Linked DNA regions of Homo sapiens: region 1 is linked to region 2. Evidence: read pairs that join two places in POLR2A ChIA-PET (ENCODE). Cell type or tissue: HepG2. All regions are shown on one strand. Links, peaks and the distances in the headings refer to the core of each region. The heading gives the core; the rest is flanking DNA. Region 1 overlaps TBX3-AS1 (TBX3 antisense RNA 1). Region 2 overlaps LOC105370003 (a long non-coding RNA gene).

Evidence for each region. ChIA-PET counts read pairs that join two places held together with the same protein. Peaks named below come from ENCODE experiments on the same cell type or tissue, not always from the same donor. Only the 100,000 strongest peaks of a DNase experiment are listed, where the experiment ranks them.
Region 1: POLR2A ChIA-PET joins it to region 2 with 5 read pairs; 2 of 35 experiments call an interaction of 5 or more read pairs at or near these places.

What each region holds. Positions count from the first base shown.
Region 1 is chr12:114,694,754-114,700,126 of GRCh38, reverse strand. The region is part of intron 1 of TBX3-AS1 (TBX3 antisense RNA 1); the gene reads right to left. Among named protein-coding and RNA genes, the nearest start is that of TBX3, 13 kb to the right of the region's middle. RefSeq lists enhancers at 631-1,483, 1,484-2,338, 2,339-3,192. In HepG2, for the core only: no CTCF peak of the experiment used is centred there; no DNase peak of the experiment used is centred there.
Region 2 is chr12:115,419,600-115,424,972 of GRCh38, reverse strand. The region is part of intron 2 of LOC105370003 (a long non-coding RNA gene); the gene reads left to right. Among named protein-coding and RNA genes, the nearest start is that of LINC02463, 460 kb to the left of the region's middle. In HepG2, for the core only: no CTCF peak of the experiment used is centred there; DNase peaks (open chromatin) are centred at 1,302, 2,892 and 3,509; H3K4me3 peaks cover 387 bases.

The DNA of each region.
Region 1 (5,373 bases), core at 306-5,305, 720 kb after region 2:
TCGAGGAAAAAGAGACGGAAAGACTGGGGCGGAGGGAGGGAGAAAGAGACAAAAGCAGAGACTGAGATAGAGACAGACGCCAGAGAAATACTAGGAGGATCGAGATTCGCGCCTTAGCGCCAAGCTGAAAGGAGCGAGGCGATTCCAGCGACCCTCGTCCTGTCTATAAACATTTGGTACCAGGCCAGGCCAGGCGGACATGTGATTCCCTGAGGCCCTCTCGGTGCCAAGCGGCGGGCAACAGGAACCCAATGTCCACCTAGAGGGGGGAACCCTCGGCCTTGCCTCTCCTTTGCTGTGTGACTCCAGGAAAGTGTCTCTACTTCTCTGAGCAACGAGTTCTGTCCGTTTAGTTCTGGTAGGGCAACCAGCACGTGGAGCAAAAAGGCCTTGAAATATGGTCGGGCGCTGTGGCTTATGCCTGTAATCCCAGCACTTTGGGAGGCCGAGGCGGGCGGATCACCTGAGGTCAGGAGTTCGAGACCAGCCTGGCTAACATGGTGAAACCCTGTCTCTACTAAAAATACAAAAAATTAGCAGCCAGGCATGGTGGTACGTGGCTGTAATCCCAGCTATTCGGGAGGCTGAGGCAGGAGAATTGCTAGCATTTGGGAGGCAGAGGTTGCAGTGAGCAGAGATCATGCCACTGCACTCCAGCCTGGGCAACAGAGTGAGACTCGGTCTCAAAAAAAAAGGCCTTGAAAAAAATTGGGTTTAGGATTTGTGCCTGCCCTCCCTTCCCCCAACAGAGCTGCTTCTGACGAAAACACCCGATCACCCGGATCTTCAGTGCCTTAGTTGACGCGGGAGAGCTTGAGAAGAAATGTTAGATGAGAACACCGCAGGTACTCAATAATTGCTCCTGTGTTGCAGGTCTGCCTTAATTCTAAATCTCCGTGGAGTGAGGACACAGGTCGCCATTACCAAGCCCTTTCAAAGCCCTGAATGATCTCAGAGGGTTCTAACCGCCTTGGAGAGGGTGAATCCAAGGTGACCCAAGGGTGAAGAACCTATCCAGCAACACACCTCAGGCCTCTGGGCTCCAAAGCCAGGGCTCATTTCCATCCTTTCCCCCTAAGTCAAGGATTCCCGACATCCCGAAACCACCCAGCCCCAGGTGCTGCCAGGCTGAGGTTGAGGCTTTAGAAAGAGCAACCTCAGGGAGGAGAGTTTGGAGAGGGCCGCTGCTGGGGTGAGGGGAGGAGCGCCTGCAGGTAGGAAACCTGGACAAAGTTCAGCAGAGAACCAGGGAGGGGGAAGGGGGACGGTGATGGTGAAAACTGGGGAAAAAAAGAGAGAAGTGAGGAGAGAGAGAGGGAGAGAGGGAGAGAGGTCAGGAGAGGGAGAGATGGAGAGGGGAAGGGGGAGAGGGAGAGAGAGAAAAGGAGAGAAAGAGAAAGGGAGAGAGAGGGAGATAGGGAGAAAGGAAGGGGGAGATAGAAAGGGAGGGAGAAGGGGAAAGGGGAAGAGAGAGAGAAAGGGAGATGGAGAGAGAGGAGGGAAAGGAAGGGGGAGAGAGGAGAGAAGAGGAGAGGAGAGAAGAGAAGAGAAAAAAGAAAGAAAAGAAGAGAGGAAACATGACGGACGCTAGAGCTCGCGAGAGCGCCTGGGTCTGCTCTGCGCGCAGGGTGCCGGGCTCAGGACGCCTAGGCGTCCAAGCTGTGTTCCCCACCGCGCCCCACTCCGCCCAAGGGGAGAGCCCCACGGACCATTGTGGCTTGCACAAAACCCGCGCCCCAAGAGCCTCTGCCAGGCCGCTGGGACTTGATTCATTTCTTGACTAATTAACTGGAAGCTATGTCGCCCCTTCTTTCAGGGCCCAATTAATTCGCCGCGGGCGGTGGGGCGGAGGCTGTGCCGCGGAGGCGCCCGCCTGGAGCCCCTTTGTGAAGGGCTGTCTGGGCCGTATTGATTCTAGACACACATGCGTGCGCATACACACACACACACGCACACACACTCACACACACGCGCGCGCGCGCGCGCACTTTCCCCTCGTTCCTTCGTACTGAAAAAAGAGGGGGCGGTAAAGATCTGGATTTCCAGAGTTTAAGAAGGTTTTTGTCAGACTCGCACTCCCCACCCACCAATTGCATTTGCTTCCAGAAGGAAGGGACCAAAGAATACAGGCAGTTTTCAAATCTGCGCGGGGAAAGGGTTAGATGGAATTTCTCTTCCTAAAGGGCGAAGATATAAAGAAAACAGATCGCTACTGTGTACCCACTGTGTGCGTGTATCGGACTCCTACTGTTTTGCTGTTAAAAGTCGGACTCGAGTTAGACAAGCCCCAGGGTAAATTCCAGCTCCCCAAAACACTGGCTGTGCGACTTCGGGCAAGCCTCTGTCTTTCTCTGCGTGTCTCTGTTTCCTCGTCTGGAAAGTGGAGATCACTGAGAAGGCTCCTGCCTCATTAGATTATTGTAGTTGATGAGCCGATGTGTGGGAGAACTCTTAGAACATTGTCATCTTCCTGAGTATTTCACAAATGTTCTCGCCAATAAATCGCATTTTATAAGAAACTCATTTCTCAGGTGAGGAACCCGGAGCTAAGGGGTGTGGCCCCGCTGCGCAATGACCCGGGCGTCTGATTCCAAGGCCGAGAAGTTCAAGAACGAAATCTACTAGGGAGCTCTGATGATTTCACCACTCGGTGGTATGGGCTACACCAGTTGGGTGGAAGTGGGGGTGGGGGCGCTCTCCGGGCCCGGTGTACCCCTAGGCTCATCTGAATGGGCCTTGAGGCTTCTTCCTACCCACCCACCGCCATCCTCCGTCCAGTTCCATAATGACAGCGAGGAGGCAGAAACCCTAAATCCTGAAACATTTTGAGTGGAACCCAGCACGCAGGAACCTGCGAGATTCTTCCGTTTCGTCGAGGTCCGCATCGATTGTATTGACCTCCCCGTGGGCCAGCTTGTCTCCTTCATCGATCAGCCGAACGAAGTCTAGGACAGAACTGTAGACCAAAGGAAATCGCAGGCGTCTTTGCAAAGCTGGTGGGAAGTAACCCAGCGGCTGCTGGAAAACGAATGGGTGACCTAAGCCGGTTCCACCCCCTCCCAGGGCGTCGGCAAAAGGAGCTTCTCACCCCACTGCCTCTTATTCGATCACTAATTCATTTTTTAGTTTGGTTCTGTTTTTAAAACAAAAATTAAAGAAAAAATAGTTTATTTGGTCAATCAACAAACATTTGATGAACACACTGCATGTGCCAGAGACTACGGTGAGCATTGGGGTACTAGCGGTGGGGAGAAGTCTGTACAGAAGCATAAAACCCTGGCGGCGGGGGAGGGGTTATGGAAACCTCTTTACTGTCAATTTTTAACAATGTGAAGGCGCAAGACTCCCTAGTTGTCTATCCCAAAGTTTTCTGTTTGTGCAGAGCGGCAGTACTACCCACTTGTAGGCAAGGTGTGTGCTCTGAGTGCAAGAAACGGACCGGAGAGTTTAGAAGTTAGGGCCTTTGAGCTGGGAGCTGGGGTGAGCAGATCCGGGAAAGTCTTTTGCGGGACAGCGGCTGGGTGTTAAGCTCCAGCTCCCGCGCACGCCTGGCGCCCGCGGTGACCTCCGCCAACCAGGTCAGTAACGCTGTCTGGGTTTCCAAGGCTCCCAGGAGCAAAAAAATCACCCAGCCCTACCTCTCCACAGCGCGTGGAAGAGCTAAGGCTGATTGAGTTTGACCTTTCTGTCCAGAGATCTTGAAATTAAGCCCTCTCCTGTCCCACTCTTCGTGGGCCTCGATTTTCCTCATCTTCAAAATGGGAATAATAATATATTTTTACCGGAGTGAACAAAACTCAGGACCATAAGCATTAAGCTGGAAGGGACCCATCTTTTATTCACTCCCTTGTCTCCAATACTTTGAAGACTATCTGGCACCTAGAAGACTCTCAATAAATATCTGTTCAATGATGGAGTGGAATTTTCTATCCATTATACCAAACCTCTCTTCCCACTACCATCTTAGAATAAGTCTGCTTTTCACTATCTTATTTTATATATCAGAATCCGTTTGGGAGAGCAGCTAACAAATTGAATACTGGTTCTTTAAAAATGCACTTTGGAAGTGGTTATTTGTTTTACAAATGCAGAGAAAATGCCCCTTTTAGTCTCCTTCTCTCCCTTTCTTTCTTGACTTTCATTCCTGTATTGAATTATTATTTATTGAGCAGCCATTAGCTATGAGCACTGTGATCGGAGCTGGAGAGATGAGGAACCCTATCTCTTACAAAATAGGAAACCTAATTTTAGACACTCCTGCACAGACCGTGTAGCCTATTAACTTTATTTGGCTATAGTTAGTAGTCTTTTTTCTTTGCTGCCTAGCTCTTTAACTTTTGACAAGATCATAAAGGTGAGGGCATTGCTTGGTACACAATAGGAGCTCAATAAGTGTTGGATGAATTTATTCTTCCTAATATTGTAGCCCACAGCTCCACTCTCAGCTGAGGTCTTAATCGCCTTGACAGAGAATCTTTCAAATGACTACTGAAGCCAGTAATACAATGGACTGAGCAGTCCTCTAAGAGGTCCTATGCCCATGAGATTAGATTAGATTAGAACACAGTCCTGTGTTTCCAATTCCAGATACAATTCAGATTGGTTCCGGGGTAAGGTCAGCCACTCCAATTTCTAACGAGTGGACCAGGGCTGGGCAGGCACCAGATTGGCCTTTGCAAAAAGGGATGTGGGGCCCTGAGGTTCCTAAAACCATGTACCCTTTGCAGATCTCCACACTTGTCTGGCTGTGGTCCTTTCCAGACCACTCTCCCGCAAAACACACACACACATACACACACACTCACACTCACTCAACACCTTTCCCGGTAAACAGAAGTTAATGCAGTGCAGGCAGAGCTTTAGAAATGAGATGCTAGTTTGCACTGAGAACCCTCTTCCCCCACTTCCTGGCTTGCACCTAACTTCTCTTGCGCCAGCTCCCACATTTGGCAGATTCCAGGTGGCCCTCTCCTGCCCCAGCCTCCAGGAGCAGTTTCGGCCTCCTGGTATATCTGGAATTGCCACCGCAGAGGCTCAAAACCGAGGCCTCATCCCAACCCAACCAGTTGGCCAGGCCCTCTGGGGCACACAGAGGACACTGTCCACCAGCCAAGTCTTCCCTAAGGGCCATCCAGTGGAGACTGCAAGGGCACCTTCTGCAGGGGTTCCCGATGAGCCTCTCCAGAAGCGAAGAGCAGAGGTTTCCAAGTGGGAAGCAATCCACTCCTTCTCTACCCCTGCAAATTGGGGCACCTCCATCTCCAGCCTGGGTCCTGTACTTCCTTCTCTGCTTCAGACTGATTCAGATTCACCTAGTGTTCAATTAGCCACTTTTATTTATGCGCAACATGTGCACTGGACTGGGAAGTTTTT
Region 2 (5,373 bases), core at 225-5,224:
CTTTTCTTTCGGATAGATACCTCATTCATTCCTTTCAAATTAATTATTCCTTCAGCAGGCTTTTACTGAGTACTCTCCCTGTCTCTAGTTCTATTCTAGGCACTAGAAAGATAAGTCCCTGGCTTTCCAGAAGCCCATGGTCTCATGGTAGAAACCAATATATAACTAGACAATTATCATCCAGCAAGACAAGGGAGAATCAGGATTTCATAAGGTTAGACATACCTTTATGTTCAGTAAATGTCAGTGAATTCTCCAACTCCCCAGGTGTCTTAGGAAAAACCCTCTTTACTTTTAAGATGAGATGGACGGAGCATGTGAAGCTAAGGGTAGATGCCAAGTTAACCCTTCACTTTTCAAAGTCTTTCACTCCTTTTGCAAATATCTGTCAGGTTTTCAACCCTTTCCTTCTTTCAAGCAATCTCACTTCTAGAAATCAGCTTGGAAATAACCCAAGTATCCAACTACAGAAAACTTTCCATACGTTATGGTACTGCTAAACAATGGAGCACTGTGCAGCTTCTGAAATGCACAAGGTAGAAGTTTATGAACGGATATGGAAAAGAACTCAAGATGTATGTTTAAATAAAGAAAATGAAGCCCCAAACAGTGTGTCTAGTACAATCACTCTGCGAGGGTTATGTGGGATGACACAGAAGTGACCAGTTTCTCCCCTGTTTGTAATAGATCATTTTTAAATTTTTGGCTGCAAAGAGAAACTTTCTGGAAAGGTCAGCTTTTACTTGCTTTTGCACTCCCAAAAAGCTAGAACAGTGTCTGGTGTGTAGTAGGCACTCCATAAATATTTGTTGAATGGATCAATGAATGCATGATTGAACAACAAACTCTTGTTTTTTTGGGAGATATGGAGTTAAAGGTTTTATTAGGGACTTTTGACTTTCATTATATTATATAAAATATATGAAATGTTTCTTTATAAAACTTTTAAAATTTAAAAACAAAGTGGAAAAAAAATATCCCTGAAAGGCTTCAACCCTCCTGCTCTCCAGGAAGGGATTGTACAGTTGGGTGACATGCCTCTGCTTATCCAAACTGTTTCTCATGTCTAATTAGAGAAGGGGGCCTTCTGTGTTTTAAGCTTCCTCTCTCCCAGGGGGGAAATGCCCGACCTGTCGGAGAAAACAAACAGCAGCCTGTGTGTGTGTGTGTGTTCCTGCCCAAGCGCTTGGGCCTGTAAAACCTGGACCCCCTTTCTGGGGTAGGAACCTACGTTAGGGAGCTGTTGACAGTCCCTCCGTGTGACCTCTTGCACAATTCCAGGGACAGCTCAGCAGCTTAGAAAAAGGAAGAAAACAAACAAAAACATAGGCTGAGTCTGTTTGTTCTGAGGAAACTAAGAGAGGTGTTTGACAGTCAGTAAATGCCAGCTTGGCTGTTGCTTTTAATCTGTAACATGGGAGGCAGAGGTGGGGTTGGGAGGGAGGAGGAGGACAAAGGGGGAAATGTGGAGAAAGGAAGGGCAGTGCTGGGCAGGGGCTCCCTCAATGATGAGTGCAGGCAAAGTGGGTTACATTGGACTGGTTAGGGGACTTCTGAGGGAGCTGAACTGGGACTTATCCTGGGAGTTTGTAGGTGGCAGGGACTGGGTCTCAATCATTTATTCATTCACTTCTCTATTTATTCATTCATCTCATTTTTCAGTCCTTCACTCCTCCCTGCCTCCCTCCCCACTCCCTCCCTCCCTTCCTCCCTCCCTTCCTTCCTTCCTTCCTCTCTCTCTCCCTCCCTCCTCCTCTTTTTCCTCCCTCCCTCCTTCTTTCCTTTCTCCCTCCTTCCTTCCTTCCTTCCCTCCCTTTTCCTCCCTCTTTCCTTCCTTCTTTACTCTCCACTTTCATTTCTTCCTTTTTTCCTTTCTTCCTTCCTCTTTCCTTTCTCCCTCTTTCCTCCCTCCCTGTTTCCTGTCTCCCTCCTTCCTCTCCCTTCCTTCCTCCCTTCCATTCCTCCTTCTTTCCTGACTCCCCCCCTCCCTCCTTTCTTTCTCCCCTCTCTTTCTCTCTCTCCTTCCCTCCTCCCTTCCTCCTTCTCTCCTCCCTTCCTCCTTCCTTTCTTTCTTCCTTCTTTTCTTTTTTCTCTCTCTTTACAACTACTTACTGAGTGCCCACTACATGCAAAAAGCTCTTCTGTGTGCTGAGGAATGTGACAGTGAATAAATCATTTAAAGACTCTGCTCTCATGATGCTTCCAATAGGTTGTAGAGACACAAGCAAGTTTGTTAAGCAGTTTTAAATGCTAAGATGAAAAATAAAGTTGGATAAGGACAAGGCATCCTGATCGGGGGCTGTTTTAGTAACAAAAATCAGGGACCATTTTTGGACATTTCAAGAGAGATGTGATTGAAGTGAAGGAAAGAACCATGTAGTTCTCAGGGGAAAGCATTCTGGAGAGAGTGAAGAGAAAATGCAAAGGTGAGAAGTGCCTGGGGTATCTGAGGAGGAGCAAGTTGTTCAGTGTGGCTGGAGCAGAGAAAGCAGGGGCAAGGTGTGAGGTAATGGGGTCAGGGAGGTGAGCAAAGGACGGATCCCATAGGGCTTTGCAAGCTATGGTGTGGGTTTTATTGTAATTTGACCTCAGGTCATTGGAGGCATTAAGCAGGGTGAGGGTATAATACGGCTTACATTACTGTAACAGACATCTTGCTTGCCTTGTGAAGGACAGAACATAGCGGGGCACAAGCAGAAGCAGAGAGAACATCTAGGAGGCTGTTGTGATTGTCCAGATGAGAGATCATGACGCTCAGGGCCAGAGGGGTCGTGGTAGAGGTGATAGGATGCGGAAGGATTCTGTGTATACTTTGAAGGGAGAATCAATAGGATTTGCTGATGGTTTGGGTGTGCATTGAGAAAGACAGGAATCAAGGATGAAACCAAGGATTTGTGCTGAAGCAACCAACTCAATGGCTTCTCTGTCTGCTGAGATAAGGAATACTGCATTGTTGACTCTGTACATGTACCTGGTATTTGCTCAGTTAATGTTTGCTGACCGACTGGATGAATGAATGAAAGCTATTTTGGAGAGGGGGTGGAGGGTTGGGGGATTGTCTTAGAATTTCTGATACATTCAACAAACATTGATCGATTGTCTACTATGTGTTAGATTCTGTGCTCAGTGCTGTGAAATATATCAATTCATTCAACAGACATTCAGTGAGTTTTCTGATTTTAGGAGCTGGAAGAAATATAAGGGAATAAGATAGATATGATTAAGCCTCTATAAGGACTCACTTCTAGATAGGGAGGCAGGTGTTAGACATGTAAAGAAACAAGCAAAACATTTCCCAGCTGTATTATCAAACAATAAAATAATAAAGGAGAATAAATAAAAATAGTGTCCAGGGAAGGCATCTCTAAGGGGGAAACATATAATCTGAACCTGGAAAATGAGAACAGCTGAGTCACATGTAGAAAAGAGAAAAAGTCATCCAGGCAGAAAGAATAGACAGCTCAAAAGACCTGGGACAGAAATGAGCCTAAATACATAGCTCCCAAGGCAGAAAAAAAATTGCGTGGCTTGAGGTTAGTGAATGGGGCAGAATGACATGAGATAAGGCTACAGATGAAGGCAGGTGCCAGATATAATGATGAACAAGACAGAGACCTTGCCTGCAAAGACTTACAGGCCGCTAGAGGAGTCAAAGGGTAGACAAAAATGATGAATAAAAGAAAGAACTTGCCAAAGGACCTACAAGGTGGCCTTGATATTAGAGCTAAGTCTATGCGTAAGGTCTTGGTTCACACAAAGGTACGGAAGACACATTCAGTTCCTTCTAATCTTCCTCTCACTCAGCATCATAATAACATTTCTGAAATCAGAGCAGGTCTACATGGCAAAGAAGGAAAAGACGTTCCAGTGTGGTTATCCTGAAGCTACGCGAGTGTTTCAGACCAAATCCCCAGAACTACAAGCCTCAGGGAAACACATGCCAGGCTGTACAGGATCCTACGTGCAGTCCTGAGGGGACCCACTGTGCTGAAGACTGATGCATTATTGGTTTTTACTCCAGTCTTAAACATCTACTACAAGTTAAAATGCTCTTTTCCTTCTTTCTTTATTTTTTTTTTCTTGATTGTGAGCCTATGGGGTTCCAGAAAGTAGTATTCATTCATTCAAGAAATATTCATTGAAGGCCAGCTCTCTTCCAAGTACTATGCTTTGTGCAAAGGAGACTCAGTCTTCCCTTGTGGAGTATGCACTCTAATGAGATCAAATGTCATTAAAGAGGTCAGCAAAATAATTTGCATAAAGGGTCATGGCAAGAAGTTCGGGGCTAGAGGAAGCACCTAGCCATGGAACATCAGGGCAGGCTTCTCAGAGGCAGTGGCATCTATTCTGAGATCTGGAGAGGGGGCAAATAAAGGTAGCTAGATGAAGTGGGGTGAGCAGCGTGAAAAGTAATCCAGCCAGAGGAGATGGATATTAAACAGCCATTCATTCTTTTGAGTATTCCAATATGTGATGATTCAAAACTCTATCCTAAACCATATCACACTCCAAACAGAAGCTGCCATAACTGGCAAAACGGCAAGTGTGAGGTTTGGGGTCAGCTGGGCCTTGGGTCATATCTCAGTTCTTTCAGTTACTCTCTGTGTGAACTTGGCCAGACCATATCACCTCCCAGGGACTCAGTTACCTTGTCTTTTAAACGGGGGTATTAACGTCATTCTACTCTCAGGTTTGTAGGGATATAATAAGTTGGCCCATGTAATGGGCCCAGTGAAATACTGGACACATAGTAAGTGCTCAAAACATCATAGCTATTTTTCTTGTGCAGGAATAAATTGGCACTATAAAAGAACAGGCTGAATCTATTAAAGTTGAACATGTGTCTTTCTCCGATGCAACAATTGCACACCAACGTGGAAAATCTCATGGAAATGTATGTGCTCATATGGTCATTAAAAAACATATAACAGAATATTCATAGTAGCACTATTTATAGTAGCCCAATCTGGGAACTGCCCTGATGCCCATCTAGAGTAGAACAGATAAACAATGGTAGATTCATGCACTGGAATAATACACCGCAATGACCATGAATAATCTTCAATTCACACAACAGCACGTGTGAATATCACAAACAGTGTTGACTAAACAAAGTCAAAGACAAAAGATGACATAGTGTATGATTCTATTACATAAAGTGTGAAAACAGGTAAAAACCAATCTATGATTTTGGAAGTCAGGATAAGGGGTACCTTGTGGGAGGAGGTGTTAATAATAGGAGGGGGGATGAGAGGGACTTGTCGGGGGCTGGTAATGTGGTTTTTGGGTAATCTATGTGTCTGTTCTATGTTGTATTCCTTTTGGAAAATTTATCAAATTGTAAACTTATGATCTGTTCATTTTTTTTTACTT